2 separate regions of the Mus musculus genome follow, and region 2 is linked to region 1. The links are chromatin loops, found by intact Hi-C in ENCODE. Cell type or tissue: heart. All regions are shown on one strand.

Region 1 (8,000 bases):
AAATGCCATAAACTTGCTGAATACAATACAAAAACACTGGGGTACTCCTCCAAAACTTTTTACTGTTTTTAGACCGCCTGAGTAACTAATCTAATCTTGAACTCACAATAACTATGCAAGCTCAAGTGCTGGGCTTATAGGCAGGAGCCATCAGACTTGGCCCTAACACATTTCTAAAGGGGAGGTGTAGTACTACACTATTTCCTCAGCTTATAGTAAAGATACAACTTCAGTGCCCAGCTAGTGGAAAACAAGTCTCTCATAGCTTTCATTTATTTCAAACAGCACTAAAGTGGCTTTCACACTAGCCATGAGTGGTGGCTCACACCTTTAATCCCAGTACTTTGGGAGGCAGAGACCAGTTTGGTCCACTTAGGGAATTTCAAGTCATATTGTCAGTTTTTGTTACACCTTTAAAATTGCACAGGGCCAGGCAGTGGTGGCACACGCCTTTAGTCCCAGAACTTGGGAAGCAGAGGCAGGCGGATTTCTGAGTTCGAGGCCAGCCTGGTCTACAGAGTGAGTTCCAGGACAGCCAGGGCTATACAGAGAAACCCTGTCTCAAAAAAAGGAAAAAAAAAGAAAAAAGAAAAAAGCATAGGATTATGCCTTCCCCGGGGCATTCACCTTTACACAGCACCTGCTTCTCCCATTTCTCACAATCTCCCAGCTATTGGCAACAAGAGCCTTTACCTCTTCTTGTCCAACTCATGTTTCCTTAAATGCACTTCTGCATCCTGAATTTCATAGTCATCAAATCCAACATTTCTCTTTATGCTCTGCCAACACTAAGACTACAGCAGCTGGGTGTGACTGCACAGCCTGTAAGCCAAGCACTCAGGAGGCCCGAGCAAGAGGATCCTGGGTTTGAAGTCAGTGAGACTCTAAGACTGTACGACACGGTGTTTTTATTTTATAATTTCACAATGACCACCTATGTTTTGATATAACTGATTCCGGAATAGAAGCGACTGAATTATGCCCACCTCTCTACCTACCAATATTCACCGGAGGCCTAGTTTCCCTTTTTCCTGATATCCTAGTCCTTCTACAGTAACATTTCATCCCACTTAATAAGCTTGCTTCAGAGTCCACATTAAACCCCACCAACCTGGCAAGGTATGAGATCAGGAAAAGCTTAAAGGTCTCTTTACTGAGCTTCTGTTCAGAAGCATGTGTTGACTTTTCATACTGAGTTTCAACTCATCTGAAGGAACACCACTATTTCTAATGTACTGAGGGAAGGTTGCTGGGGAATCAAAACTGGGCCCTCAACATACTAGGCCAACTTCCCTACCACCTGAGCTCCAAGCCCAGCCACAATCCCTAAGGTTTACCACTACTGTCCTCCAGGTGACGCTGCTGGATTAAGAAACATTATAGCAATATGATTAAACCATTTAAATTGAGAGAAAACCTTGAAGATTAAAGACCAAAAAATGACTTGTAGTACAAACATTCCTACTTTTATACTTGAGAGACCGTGAAGCCAGGAGAACTAACTTTCAAAGTCAGAACAATGGCCTCAGATCATCCCATCCAGCCAGTGTCTTGTTTCACTCTCTAGAACTACATACTTACCTGCCTTTCAATTGCCTGAAAGCAAGGCCACATTCACCCCGAGATAAGCTAGGCACGGTGGTTCGCACCAGTGAGCCCAGCATTTGACAGTTAAGGCCGCAGCATCGGGAGTTCAAGGCCAACCTCATCTATTAATGTGTTTGAGGCCAGCCTGAGATGCATGAAACCCTATCTAAAAGGGGAAAAATTAAAGCAAACAATATAAGTTTACTAGAATTCACTCTTCCCAAAAGCTTAATTAAGGTTTATTAATGGGTGACTCATTAACATTTATTAAGAATTTTATCTACGCCGGGCAGTGGTTGTGCACGTCTTTAATCCCAGTACTTGGGAGGCAGAGGCAGGTGGATTTCTGAGTTCGAAGACAGCCAGGACTACATAGAGAAACCCTGTCACGAAAAACCAAAAAAAAAAAAAAAAAAAAAAAAAAAGAATTTCATCTACAAACTATACCAACAGGCAAATGAGATAAAAGTACATCCCATTAATACAGGTGGGACAAACATGAATTCTGATAGAAAATACTCCTCGTTTTTAACAGTTTATTTGAGGGAATGTTTTACCATAAATTTGATGGTACAAATATTAAATTCTCAATGTTTGATATCTTTTCCAACTGATGAATCATTTTAGACATAGATTATAAATTTCAAACACAAAGGTCCATTAGCTTTTGCAAAATGTTTCCTCAATGCCTCGGAGAACATCTGTGGATACAAGCAGGAAATTGCAGAACACTCTTCAAGGCCATTTAGAAACACACCAGAAACCTTTTCTTTTTTTTCCTGCTAAAATTGTTTTTTTCTTATAATCTCTCTCTAGTCTTTCCTTTCTTCCCACCTCAGGATAGTTGATAGCTCCAGACATCTGATGGCCATTTCCCCTTTACTGTGTATCCTCTTCATTTTCAGAGGTCCTCCCTAAACTGCCCAAACCTCCAAGCCCACTCACATATGGAGCAAAGGCCCCCTAAGCCAGCTGTTCAGGGAGAGGCCTCAACTTGCACAATACCAGAAACATTTAGACATTTAGTAGTGACTTGGTGTGTGGATAGAGGTGGCTTTCAGGGTACACTTTAGTAATATCAGTCTTGTTTCCAAAAAATTTTGCAAAACTGTTATTTTAAATTCATTTTCTCAAAGAATCCACAATTTCTTCAGAAAAATTCATACCCCAAACCTAGAATGTTCCCTGGTATAAATGAATGCTTCTAACCAGAAAAGCATACCATAATGCTGAAATCAGTATCACCAAGGAATCAACAAATGGCCTGCCTGTGATGTTGCTGGATTCCAGAGACATCCTGCTGAATGTGTACAAGGACCCTGGAGGAAAGCTAACTTGATTATTGTTCTTACCTGAGAAAATCCTAAATGTTGGCCTCAATTTTCTATTTCATGTAGTATCAAAATACAATTTCCAAATTAAATGTGTATGGAGTATGTGGGTTTAAGAAAGCCTTTCAAAGACTAGCCATAGGTCATATGAGCTACAATTCAGGGCAGTTAATACTTAGGTCAGCTAAAAACTGCCCAAGGGCTGCTAAAATGCAGATTTCTGGGTCTCACCCTCAAAAATGTTTATGTATTTAGAAGTCTAAGGTGGAATCCAAGGAAATTTTCTCCCTAGTCTTAAGAGCTAGGTGGCCACAGTTGTAATTCTGCCACTGTGTGACCTTGACAAGAAATATTCTTTTAGAAAAAACCCAGGATGATGTGAAGAGTTGTCTATAGTGATGTGGTAACAGAACTCCAAAGTCTTGGGTAGGCAGGTAGGCTCTAGGCTAAGCTATTGACTAGGGTGTGGCTGGGCAGGTCTCCTTTACCGGAAATCAAGCTCCAGAATCCATCTCTGAGGGTCTCAGGAATGCAAAGGCCCCCAGGGTTGCTTCGTTTTCATTTCATCTCCAGGAAGGCACGCAGCATGGACCGTTGGGATGTATGCAGGGACCCACACCCTCCTTCACGCCCAGGACTGCTGGAAAGGGGTCTTCCCACACAAAGCCAGACCCGAGGTGTGGAAAGTGGGGGAAAAAAACAACTTCAGACAAGCAAACCAAACCGGTCGTAGTAGAGAAAACCAGGAGATGGGTCTCCACTCGCGGATGAGCCTTTATTACAAGTGGGTGAATGGTGGAAGGAAAGCGCCTTTCGCCCAGGTCCGGCAGAAGGGTCTAGAAGCAGGAACGCGACTTCCTCCTTTCCTCGGGCACCCCCTCCCCCACCGGGGCTCTGCGCTAGGACACGGCGACCCCCGCCCGCCAGCCACCGAGAGGCCTCCCGGGGAGACCCCGCCCCGGCCAGGCCGCAGGAAACGGAGAGTCCAGCGGCCGCCGCGCCCAAAAGGTGGCGGCGCGTAGGGAGAGAGCCGCCGCCCAGGCTCGGGCCGCCCCGCCCCGCAGCCCCCGGCCGCCCGGCTCCCCAGCGCGCTCACCGCCTTCATGGCGGAGGCCATATCGTCGTAGCGCTCCGCCTGCTCCGCCAGTCGCGCCCGCTGCAGCAGCTGCTCTCGATCCCCCATGTCGCTCGCGACTCGGCCTCGCCTCGCACGCCCACACCGCCTGCTCACTCGCTCGCTCGCTCGCCCGCCCGTCCGCTTCCCGGTCGCCGCCGAGGCCGCTACCGCGCACGCGCACTGGCTCGCCGGCTGGCGGGAGGCTGCAGGCTGCGCCGCCGCTCGCGCCTTCTCGCTGGCTGGCTGCACGCGCTGTGGCGAGCGCCGCGGAGCCGCCGAGAGAGGATAGGGGGCGCCGCGGGCGGGCGGGCGGGCGGGGAGGACGCGACCACGCCTGCGCACTCGGATCAGCCCGCCGAGCTACGGGAGGGGGCGGGGCGGCCCAGCCCTAACGGTCTTTTTAAGGTGACGTCACCTACTATAAATAGCCGCGGCGAGGGCCGCGCTGGAGAGCTGCGCAGGCGCCTTAGGAGTACTGCAGTTTACCGCCGCAGCGTTGGAGGGTGGGGAGCGGCTGGGGCGCGGCGATGGTGGTTCCGCAGGCAGGCGTTGTCGCAGCCCTGGCCAGGAAAACGCTACAGAACCCATGATAGAGCTCGGGCTTGAGAAGCAGATACCCGCAGATAACCCTGTATGGAAAAGCCGAGGCGCCCCGGACCGAGGGGCGGCTTTGTTGGGTGTTGCCACCTCCAGCAAGCGGTCAGCTCTGTCAGCGGCGTGGGGTGGGTCCTGCCCTTTGGGACAGCCCCTCACAGACACACTAGAATCCACAATACTGCAGGGTAGTGCCATCCTTAAAACTGACCTTGGGCCAGCTCTGGCTTGCACAGGAAGGGATAGGGAACTTGGCAGAGCGGAGTAGCGTTCAGGACATACCTACGGGGACCTGACTTACTGTTGGGCCTTGACTAGCACTAACCTATTTCATACAACCACTCCGGGAAAGGCTCAGCAGGTCCCCCATTCTTCAAAGCAGAAGTGCAATCTACAACCCTGGTAAACCTAGGAAAACCAAAAGTTGGCAACTATCAGGGTCGACTTAGCCTGGTTCAAATCTTTTTAGGGAATTAGTGATTATAGGTCAGAGGTGCAGTGTTGGCCTGGAGGGCCTGATGCTCAGTGGAAGAAGGAACAAAAATTCAAGGCAAGGTGACATATCCTATTTGTGGAGGGGCCAAAATCTAATTTCAGTGTCTTCTTGGATTTCTGTGGCGATGGACTGGACACTAAGCCTTCACCGCTCCTGTCGTTCTGTGCTAAAGGTCCCTGGGTTGGACCTCAAGCTAGAAAAAGTGCAATTAAAACAAAACAGTCTGGCATGGTGGAACATGTCTTTAATCCTAGTAGCCAGGAAACAAAGGAACAGGCAGGCATATCTCTGAGTTCTAGGCCAGTCAGGGATACACAGAGAAATCCTGTCTGAAACACACACACACACACACACACACACACACACACGGCTGTTACACAAAGAGAAGCCATGCACACACATAAGAAAAATCTAGCCCACTGTAGCACAGAAGAAGGGGCCTTAGGTTCACTGAGGAGTGTGTGTGTGTGTGCTCATGTTGAAGACTGCTCAGGAGCCATGTTTTTGTTTTTGTTTTTGTTGGTTTTGTTTTTTGAGACAGGGTTTCTCTGTGTAGCCCTGGCTGTCCTGGAACTCACTCTGTAGACCAGGCTGGCCTCGAACTCAGAAATCCGCCTGCCTCTGCCTCCCGAGTGCTGGGATTAAAGGTGTGCGCCACCACACCCAGCTATGATATATATATGTGTGTGTGTGTGTGTGTGTGTGTGTATATATATATATATATATATATATATATATATATATATATATGCATGCGCCACCCCCATATCACCTGTCACTGTCACACAGTCACACACTTAAGATACTTGTTAGGGGAAATATTAGCCTGGTTTGTTAACCAGGATTTGTGTTAGTAGAGGTGGCTCTTCAAATATGGTGAAACTTAACAGATGGGGACCTTCTAACCACTCAAATCCCAGCTCATGGCTGCCAGGTCCTTATTTATTTGAAAGTTTGTTGTTGTTACATTGAAACAGTCTCACATGTAGTCCAGGCTGGCCTCAAACTTGTGATTCTCCTACCATCCCCCCTGGAGTTCCCAGGTTGCGGGCACGTGCCCCGAGTTCCAGCAAACCTCAGTTTTTGAGCCTGGCATGAGCCAGTTGCACCTTTGCTGGGGTTACTGCAGTATTGAGCATGTAGCCGGTGCTCAGTGCTGGAGGCAGAGCTCCGGGGAGGGAAAGTGCCCTCTGCACAAGCCTGGAGTGGTAAGAAGCCAGTCAGGTGTGGTGAAACATGCTTGAGTCCCAGTGCTGGGGAGGTAGAGGCAAGCGGATTCCTCGGGCTTTGTGAGCACCCATCACAGTCTCATTGGTGGACAGTTAGCCTTCTGTAAAGATGGAGTGCCAGGGCGGGTGGGTATGGCCCTGAGGTCCTGACCTCAACTTTCTAGCTCTGAAAGTCTGGGGGCTTTGGAAAATCTAACAGCATGGCAAGAGGTAAAGCCAGGCCTGCTCCTAAAGATAGGTGTTGGCCTGACAATGCAATTTAATGGTAGGACACCTGCAAAGCACATGCAAGACTCTCGGCTTAATTCCTAGCACTCCAAATAAGTAAATAAAGCTGGTCATGGTGGCACACACTTTTAATCTCTGGGCTCTTGAGGAAAAGGCAGGTGGGTCTCTGAGTTCAAGCAGAGACTGATCTACAGAGTGAGTTTCAAGACAGCCAGAGCTACATAAGGGAGACCCTGACAATCAATCAATCAATCAATGACTGAGACCTTATCGATGAAACAAGGAAACAAATCCTCATTTCCTAGCAGTCATGAGGCGGCAGCTTGCCAGTACACTACCATTTAGCTAAGGTGAGGCCAGCACTCTTCCCATTCTAAAGGTAAGGGGGAAGGAGGCCAGGCAAGTGCTCGGCTTGCCAACTGCAGCACAGTACAGACACTTGGTCCCAGATGTGTCTTCACCACTGTCTGCACCACTGCCCGTGACCTTCTGAGGGTCTTCTGAGTACTGGGCTGAGATTGTAACTGTCAAGTGCTCCTTAAATGGTTCCTTAAATGGGAAGTAAAGGAGAGGGTCACTAGTCTTTGCCAAGGTTCTCTGCCAGGCAACTGTGCTAAAAAACCATCTTTTCCTTCCCAGGATGTTAGTAGGAGGCAAACAGATTGCTACAGCCTCCCGGCTTCTTCCAGACGGTTGTGGTGGACTGGCCCTGACTCAGGAAACAAAGCAATCTGTGAGGGCCAAGGCCACTGGGGAAGGCAGAGCCCCAGGGTGGGGTGGGAGGTTGCTCTGCAGCGCAGGGCTTATGGAAGGATCCTTCCCTACTAAACGATATCAGAGTTTCCACCTAGCTCTTTACAACATGAGCCTGAAGCCACTTTTAAAACTCATTACTCACTCCCTGGACATCTTGGGCACACCATGTTCCCAGACTCTGCCCACAAATTTCTACCCACTAAGATGTCCTTATCTCTGCCTCCGAGCCTTTCTGTTTCTTCAGTACTGCTTCCTCCCCCCACCCCTTTTTTTAATTTTATTTTTTGTAGACAAGTTCTCCTCACATAGCCCAGGCTGACCTCGAACTTTCAAACTTGTAATCCTTTTGCCTTTGTGTCCAAAGTGTAAGGTTTAAAGGCATGTCCCATGACATAGGTCCAGCAAATCCCACCTTCAAAGAGCCTGCTCCCCCGGTTTCTCCAACAGGAGATGCTCTGCAGGGCACTGGAAAGATGGCTCAGTGGCTAAGAGCTACACTTGGAGAGGACCTGAGTCGGCTCCCAGCCCCGCTCTCAGGTAGCTCCCAGGCACCTGTAACTCCAGGTCCTGATGCCTTCTCGGATCCCTGAACTCAATCCAGTGCACATATCCACATACACACATAAATACCTACATGTAACTTAAAATAAGCAAAATAAATC
Region 2 (8,000 bases), 260 kb before region 1:
CAGGTATGGTGGTGAATGCCTGTAACCCAAGCACTCCAGAGGCTGAGGTAGGAGGCTTGAGTTATACAGCAGAGCACTAATAACAATTTCCTTTGTTAGTATAAGAAACAGAAAAATGAATGTTAAACCTCGTCTTGGAGCACTCTTCTGTGGAGGTTTAAGCATGCCACTGTGTAGGGATCAATGCTTTAATATGTAAAGCCCACATCGTGAGTTTTATTTTTGCTTTGGGAGAGTTCAGATTACATGACACTATTTGCAAGGAGCTTGCACTTGCCTTAGAGTTCTCTGGGCACTAGGATGCAGGCCTTGCCCAGAGGCCATGGTTTGACTTGCCATAGAGTCCGTAGGACAGAGTAGCCATGCTCCCGGAGCTGCAGAGTGCCCTGTGGCTAGAGCCTGGGCGGGCTGCCGTCCTGCTAGCCTCATGGAGAGTATGAGCATGCAGAGGTTCCAGAGGCAGCTGTGAGGCTGTGGACGAGGCTGGGACATGTGTGTTCACATCATGCTTGTTCCAAGAACAGGAAGGACTTGAGGGGCTGGAGAGACACCTCAGCAGTTAAGAGCGCTTCCTGCTCTTGTAGAGGAACTGGGTTTGGTTCTTAGCGCTCACTGTTTATAACCTTAGCTCCTGGGGATCCAATGCCCTCTAATGGCCTCTGCGGACACATTGCACACATATGGTACACACAAAGTCATGTACACACACACACATACATGTACAGGCACATAAATAAAATAAAGAAATATCTAGGCATGGTGGCACTTTAATCCCAGCTCTCAGGGGACAGAGGCAGGCAGAGCTCTGTGATTTCAAAGCCAGCCTGGTCTACATTGTAGGACTGAGTTCCAGATCAGCCAGGGCTACAGACACTGTCTTAAGAATAAATAAATACAGTTGAGCAGTGGTGGTGTATGCCCATAATCCCAGTACTTAGGAGGCAGAGGCAAGCAGATCTCTGCGTTTGAGGCCAGCCAGGGTTACACAGAGAAACCCTGCCTCAAACAAACAACAAACAAAGCAAACCAAACAAAAGCCATCAAAAAACAACAAAACAAAAGGAGTAAGTAAGTGAATAGATCTTTAAAAGGTGATACTGGTGGGGATTTAGCTGTTTGCTTGCTAGCAAACAAAGGGTTCTGGGTTTGGCCCGCAGCTTCCGTTAAAAAGGAGCTCAGGGTACTGAGGTGAGAAGTGAGAGAGGAGAGTGACAGCTTTCTTCTCTGTGACCACAGTCTAGTCTACAGTGCCAAGGAGTGCTCGAAATACTTCCTTCCATCCTGCCTGTGGAAGTGCTAGGCAGGGCATCTGTCAATGGGGAGTCTAGGACAAGCCCAGTGCCATCAGCTCTTTTTTTTTTTTTTTAAGATTTATTTATTTTTATTATATATAAGTACACTGTAGCTGTCTTCAGACACTCCAGAAGAGGGAGTCAGATCTCATTTTGGATGGTTGTGAGCCACCATGTGGTTGCTGGGATTTGAACTTCAGACCTTCGGAAGAGCAGTCGGGTGCTCTTACCCACTGAGCCATCTCACCAGCCCGCCATCAGCTCTTAAGACTGTTCCCAAAGCCCCTGGTGTGGGCCTCCAAGACTGAGCTCTGTATGGCAGACCAGCCTGGCCTGAGACAGTGTTGCCCATTACCACCCCATTGCCAGTAAAGGACAAGTGGTCTTCCCCAACCAAAACCCTAGAGAAGTTCTCACGTATCCAGTAGGTTTGTGTGTGGCAGGTAGTTCGTCGTTGGCGGCAGATGTAAAGCTATTTTATGTTATTACTTCCAATGATGCAGAAAGCTGTGTCTCAGATAATCAGTACCCGCCCCCATTGTCTTGCTTTAGTTCAATAGAAGACATGTTAATAACCATTTTAGAGGGAGTCATCTTCAGTTTAGGCGTGTGTACATATTGGGAAAGCTGTGCCTTCTGGGAGACCTGGCCAGTTTCAGTGGGTGGAGCTGTCATCCTGCCTTCCCCAGGAGCTATCGCCATCTCCATTTTAAAACAGGGACATTAGTATCCCTCCTTGGAATGTGTTGGGCAGTGGTATGCCAATGGGAAAACAGAAGAGGAAGTGAAATAAATGATCTGTCTGACAGAAACCTCAGTGCAGCCACAGGCAGAGGGGCTGGGCCTTGAGAGAATTCCAGGCAGCACACTTGACACCATGAGAGACAGGTTGGTAATGGAAATCTGAGCAGGAATGACTGTGAACACAGGGCATTCTGTGTTGGTTCTTCCAGAAGGTGTCTGTAAGCACACTGGCACCTCTGGATAGAAAGGGACAAGAGCCAGGGAGAAAGGCTGAGTCTGAGATTTCAAAGTCCCTGTTCTAGAGAGGCTCTGGGGTAAGAGCCTGGATTCTGTAATACCTTCACTTCTTTATACACACATACACACACACACACACACACACACACACACGAGAGAGAGAGAGAGAGAGAGAGAGAGAGAGAGAGAGAGAGAGAGAGAGAGAGAGCAAAATGGGAGTCAGCAACATTGTGTGTTTTCTCTAGAACATTGCTATTCAGCAGACAAGGCGAGTCTGAGCCATTCTACTCACCTGATGTAGGTTATATCCTGCCATGCCTGGGCCCTGATGTTGGTTTGCTGTTGGGTCCTAGCTTTGCCGCTCTCTGTGCATGGAGCATTGAAAGAATGCCTAGCTGTCTGCGACTCATTTTCCCCATCAGTTAACTGGAGGACAGCAGTGCTTAGCTGCTCTAGAACTCACTAATGTGTGTGATTAAATGATGCAACACTCTGAAGAGAGGCAGACACAAACCTTTTGGTATCTATCATCTTAAAGTCCCTGCTATGATTTCACTTTTTCTATTCAACATTTTACTACAAGTCCTACTCACAGTATAGAGGAGGAAAGAGAAGGACAAGAAAACCCATTCAAATTAGAAAGTAAGCAATTCCATACATAGCAACTTCGAAAGGAGTCCCACACCTAAGAGTGAACCTAACCAAAGAGATGAGAGACGTGCATGCTAAAAGCTATAATGGATAGTTAAAAAAAAAACAAAAACAAACAAACAGCAGAAATATTTGTCCTCAGGGCATCTGGAGATAGAGCACTGCAGAAGTGCTTGGCATCTGTCTGATCTCATAGCCTGGGCCTCAGGAAGAAGGGAGCTGACCATTTCCTTTCACCTCTTTATTGTTAAATCTTATCTTGTCGACATTACCAGGTGTGACCAAAAGACAACTGTGCCCAGTCACAGAAGTTGTTCCTTCACCCAGAAGGACACATGTCATTTGATCCCAGAGCAATGTCTGGCACCACAAGAGCTGGAGCACTGCTAAGGGGAGCCTGCTGTGTGAGGCACAGATTTGCCAGCCACTCCCTCCACCTCACCCATAACATACATGTATGTATGTATGTATGTATTTAGGTTTTCTGAGTCAGGTTTTCTCTGTGCAGCCCTGGTTATTTTGTAGCTTGCTCTGTAGACCAGGATGGCCTTGAACGCAGAGATCTTCCTGCTTCTGCCTCCCAAGTGCTGGGATTAAAGTAGTATACTACCAAGCTTGGCTAAAATTAATTATGCTGAAGTAGTCTGGCTACTAACAGTGCTATTTACATGAACGACTTGTTCTGGGAAAATAAATGGAAGCTCTCGTTACACCCTGACATCACAGTGACCACAGGGTGGGGAAGAAACACACATCTAGAGATTGTGCTGAGGCGGCGGCCTCCGTAGGCAGCCCTGCCATCCCTCCAACCACAGTGCATCATGGAAGACCCCATAGAAAACCTTTCAAGACGTTGTAAACTTTTTGTTTGTTTGTTTTGTTTTGTTTTGTTTTGTTTTGTTTTGTTTTTCGAGACAGGGTTTCTCTGTGTAGCCCTGACTGTCCTGGAACTCACTTTGTAGACCAGGCTGGCCACAAACTCAGAAATCCACTTGCCTCTGTCTCCCGAGTGCTGGGATTTAAGGCATGCGCCACCACGCCCAGCTTCATATTGTTATTTTACAAAATAATTCTATTACTATTCAAAAGTTATAACTTCTACCTCATTCACCTTGTGTGAGTGTTCATGTCGCCGTAACAGGACGTCTGACATAAACGACCTAACGGGTTATTTCACTCCTGCTTTTGGAGGTTTCAGTCCACAGTAAGGAGGGCACAGGGGAGAAGAACATCCCAGCGAACCATGCCAGCTGCCTCCTCCTCTTCTCCTCACCCGGCCTCCATCCTGTGGTGGATACCACCACGCTCTGGGTGAGTTCTCTTCCTTAGTCCTCCTGGAGGTGTCTTTGTAGACAAGCCCAAATGTGTGCAGAGCTAACCATGTTGTGCTGTGAATATTTTGTAGCAGTGTTTTGATTTCATATTATTTGTTGACAAACTATAGCTGTAAATACAGAAAATCTGGAGGCCGGGAGGTACACTAGCTGTGGCACCAATCGTGCGTGGTTTTCCACAAAGCACTGAGAATCTGGGTAGGAAAGTGAGGCCTTAGCTGTAGAGCCCACTGATGCTTGTGGTGCAGATCTGCTGTGAGGTTCAAATTTTGCAGTACCTTGGTGTGGGTTCACTACAAATGTTTACTATACTCCCACTGGAGCCCTCTAGCGGAGCTATGGGTACCATACTCAGGAAAGATGAGCTGTGAGCATCTTTACACAGACCCAGCCTTGCAGTTTCTGGCTACATCAAACCTCTCTTCTGGGAGTGTTTATCTCTCTTCCAGGCTCATGCTGGGAGCTCTGAGGCTCTGGGAGGATCCCGATTGCTGCCTCAGGATGGGGACTGTCAAAGTACAGAATTTAGCATGTGCGAAGTGTCAGGGAGCTTTGAGAAACACAGGGCCATATGCACAGAAAGTTGCTTATTGGTCATGAGTGTTTAAGCGTCTTGCCTAGATCTAGTCACTGCACTGGATAGAAGATAAGAGTTCAGTGGGTGGCCATAACCACAACTAGAGAAGACAGCACTAGGAATAAGTCAAGACTGGCAACAAAGGGGATACAATTGCCAGTTCAAAATGTTTGTGGATACTTGCTTCCTAGATGTCAGCAGTGTTTTGGGAGGTTGGAAAACCAACAGAACTTGTGGATTAGTTAGCAGAAGTAGGTCACTGTGTGCACAAGGGGTGGGGTGGGGTGGGGTCGTGGGGTGGGAAGTGGGGTGTTGGAGGTTGTATCTGCTCTCTGCTTCCTGATCTACTAAGATATGAGGAGCCCTGCTGTATGCTACCACCACTGTGGGCTGACCCGCTCTCATTTCCACCTTCCCTGCCATGACAGACTACCTCACCTGAGCTAAAATAAACCCTTGCCCTTTTAAACTGTTTCTTTCAGGTTTTTTGTCTTGGTGATAAGAAAAGTAACCAATACATAGAGGAGCCACTGGCACAACACTGAAGAGGCCTGTAGGGAGGCTGTGGAGCATAAGCAAGCAGCTGCTGATCTGTGGCTCACTTTTATTGTCGTCTATTTTTCTATTGCTGTGAAGTGATGCCATGACCAAGACAACTTAAACAAGAAAGAATTTAATTCAAGGGCCCAGAGTTCCAGAAGGTTAGAGTTTATGGCCATTGTGGCAGTGAGCAAGGGCATAGGTAGGTAGGCATGACGCCAAAGCAGTTCCTGAGAACTTAACATCTGATCTGTAAGCAGGAGGCAGAGAGAGGGACCTGAGAATAACACAGGCTTTTGAAACCTCAAAGTTCACTCCCAGTGACACACCTCCTAATCCTTCCCTAACAGTTTCATCAATTGGGGATCAAACATTCAAATATATGAGCTTATCTTGGCCATCTTCTTTTAAATCACATTTGCTTAATTTTAAGATGTGTCCCAGAAGTTGAGGGAGGGGTTGGCTACAGCTACATTTCAAAACAAAATAGATCCAAAATAGCTGAGAGTGCCTGCTTCTCAGGAACCCTCTTTACTGGACTCAATCCACTGTGAAGTTTTTGCATGTGTTATCTTCTGCAAGCTCTGTCATTCAGTGTCCAAGGCAGAGGCCTAGATTGCTTTCTCCAAATATTGTTTGTTTACCCCCACCTTGGTGTATTTCAGCCTGATTCCAAATAGAGAGGATGTAGTATAAGGACCTATGTCTCCACTAGCTTTTCTGCTTAGTGGCCAGACTTTGGGCTCTGCCTCCTGTCCCTAATACTAACCTTCCTCTAGATGCTACTAGGTATTTTTTGAGTCACCCATCCGCATCAAGCTGACAAGCCCTGTGGGGTCTCTGCCATTTGTATCTCAACAACCATGATATCTCTTCCCCAAACCTGCAAACTCAGCTCTTCCTGGCCTCCAGCCACAGCCTTCTGTTTCCTGCACTGTATCTGGACTTTGAATTTTCTGCTCACTTTCTGGAGTGTTGTTTTCCTAAGTCTCTGCAGAGCTCCGGGGCTCCACATGTTCCCAAACACCAGGTCTCACTAACAGAGACAACACCTGTAAAGTTTCCTAATATTTTCCAGGGCCTCAGCAGATATGTAGGTAGGTGTCTATCTTTTGGTGACCAGAAGAGGAAGTAAGCATTACACTGTAGAACTTAGAGCATCAGAATATACCTCTAATATGTCTTATAGTGCATATGGAATATACCTATAATATGTCTCATAGTGCATATGCTTAAAGCTCCATCCAGTTTCCATACTATTTATTCTATAAGTTATGTAAACAATCCGAATATTTGAGAAAGGCAGAGTGTAAACCTTTCATGTTAGATTCTCAAATTACTTCGAAGAAGGGCTGGCACACAGGGCAGTGCCTTGGGCCTGTCTCTCCATAGGTCTCTTTGGTTGGGTACAAGGTATCCTCTAGTCTCAGAGGGCAGATGTGATTTGATTAAGCTGAGGGGAGTGCTGTGTTACCAGGCCCATTCCTTGGATGAAAACCTAGTACTCTCTGGTAAGGGAACAACTGGGATCCCCTTATCACTCTGATAAGTGTGATCCCAGGGAAAGTACAGCTTTGCCAGAGGATAAACAGCTGAGGCAGGCAGGATGGGTCCATTTACCAGTAACCAGTCTAACCTATGGCCTGTGGTGGAGACTGCCAGGGTAAGGGTAAAACATCATACTCTCTTACTGGCACCAGGATGATGGCTCAGGACTTCAGACCTTGAGCAATGCTGAACAGAGTGGAGTGAGGGTGAATGTGGCCCAACAGACACCAGATGCTCTCTCAGGAGCAAGTGCTTACAGGTGCCTTTGGGCAATCCTAAGGTCATAGGGTCTCTTAGGATGGGCATGTTCAGAACCACCTGTGCATCTCCACATCTCTACCTAGTGGCTTTCTACCTCACATCCGCAGGAGCAGACTCCTGCCTGCAGGGACCATCCCTGGAGTAGGAGTCCAAGCCAGTGTGATGGTGACAAGAAGCCTGGGTTTCCGAGGCTTCCTGGGAGGTTTCCGAGGTTTCCTGGGAGGCCCTAAGGGTTTTTTTTTTCTTTTTTTTTTTTCCATTTTTTTATTAGGTATTTAGCACATTTACATTTCCAATGCTATACCAAAAGTCCCCAATACCCACACCCCCCCCACTCTCCTACCCACCCACTCCCCCTTTTTGGCCCTGGCGTTCCCCTGTACTGGGGCATATAAAGTTTGCAAGTCCAATGTGCCTCTTTCAAGTGATGGCCTATTAGGCCATCTTTTGAGCCCTAAGGGTTTTTATACAAGCCCTGATATAATCCCTCACAAGGATGGAGTGATGTGGTGGTCCTAGTCACAATGTGCAAGAAAAAGTGGGAATTTGGGCAGCCTGAGAAGGAATAGGAGGTGTCACTCTGCCATGGAGTTGCTATGTTAGGATGGAACAACTGGGAGGAGCCCTTTGGATGGATCTGTAGGGAGTCACCTGCAGCTCGAGAAAACTGGAACAGACCAGGAGAGACAGTCCAGGATAGGGGTGGGGATTAAGGGAAAGTGTACATCTGCTGGCTTTCCCCCCTAGCCCTCAGTCTATTTAGGAAATACTGTAGCAGGTTTGAGACTCCACCTGTTAGATCTTTTTCTCCATCCA

The links. Peaks named below come from ENCODE experiments on the same cell type or tissue, not always from the same donor. Only the 100,000 strongest peaks of a DNase experiment are listed, where the experiment ranks them.
Region 2: a loop joins it to region 1, with 2.3 times the contacts of the local background. A loop is called at or near these places in 2 of 42 quality-filtered maps.

Annotation. Positions count from the first base shown.
Region 1 is chr5:33,015,169-33,023,168 of GRCm38, reverse strand. It overlaps Ywhah (tyrosine 3-monooxygenase/tryptophan 5-monooxygenase activation protein, eta polypeptide), which reads right to left and starts at 4,353. Exons shown (of 2, transcript NM_011738.2): 1 at 4,015-4,353. The coding sequence starts at 4,101. In heart, CTCF peaks have their summits at 1,339 and 4,459; a DNase peak (open chromatin) is centred at 4,418; H3K4me3 peaks cover 3,217 bases; H3K27ac peaks cover 2,897 bases.
Region 2 is chr5:33,275,763-33,283,762 of GRCm38, reverse strand. No RefSeq gene overlaps it. Among named protein-coding and RNA genes, the nearest start is that of Ctbp1, 4.8 kb to the right of the region's middle. In heart, a CTCF peak has its summit at 4,587; no DNase peak of the experiment used is centred here.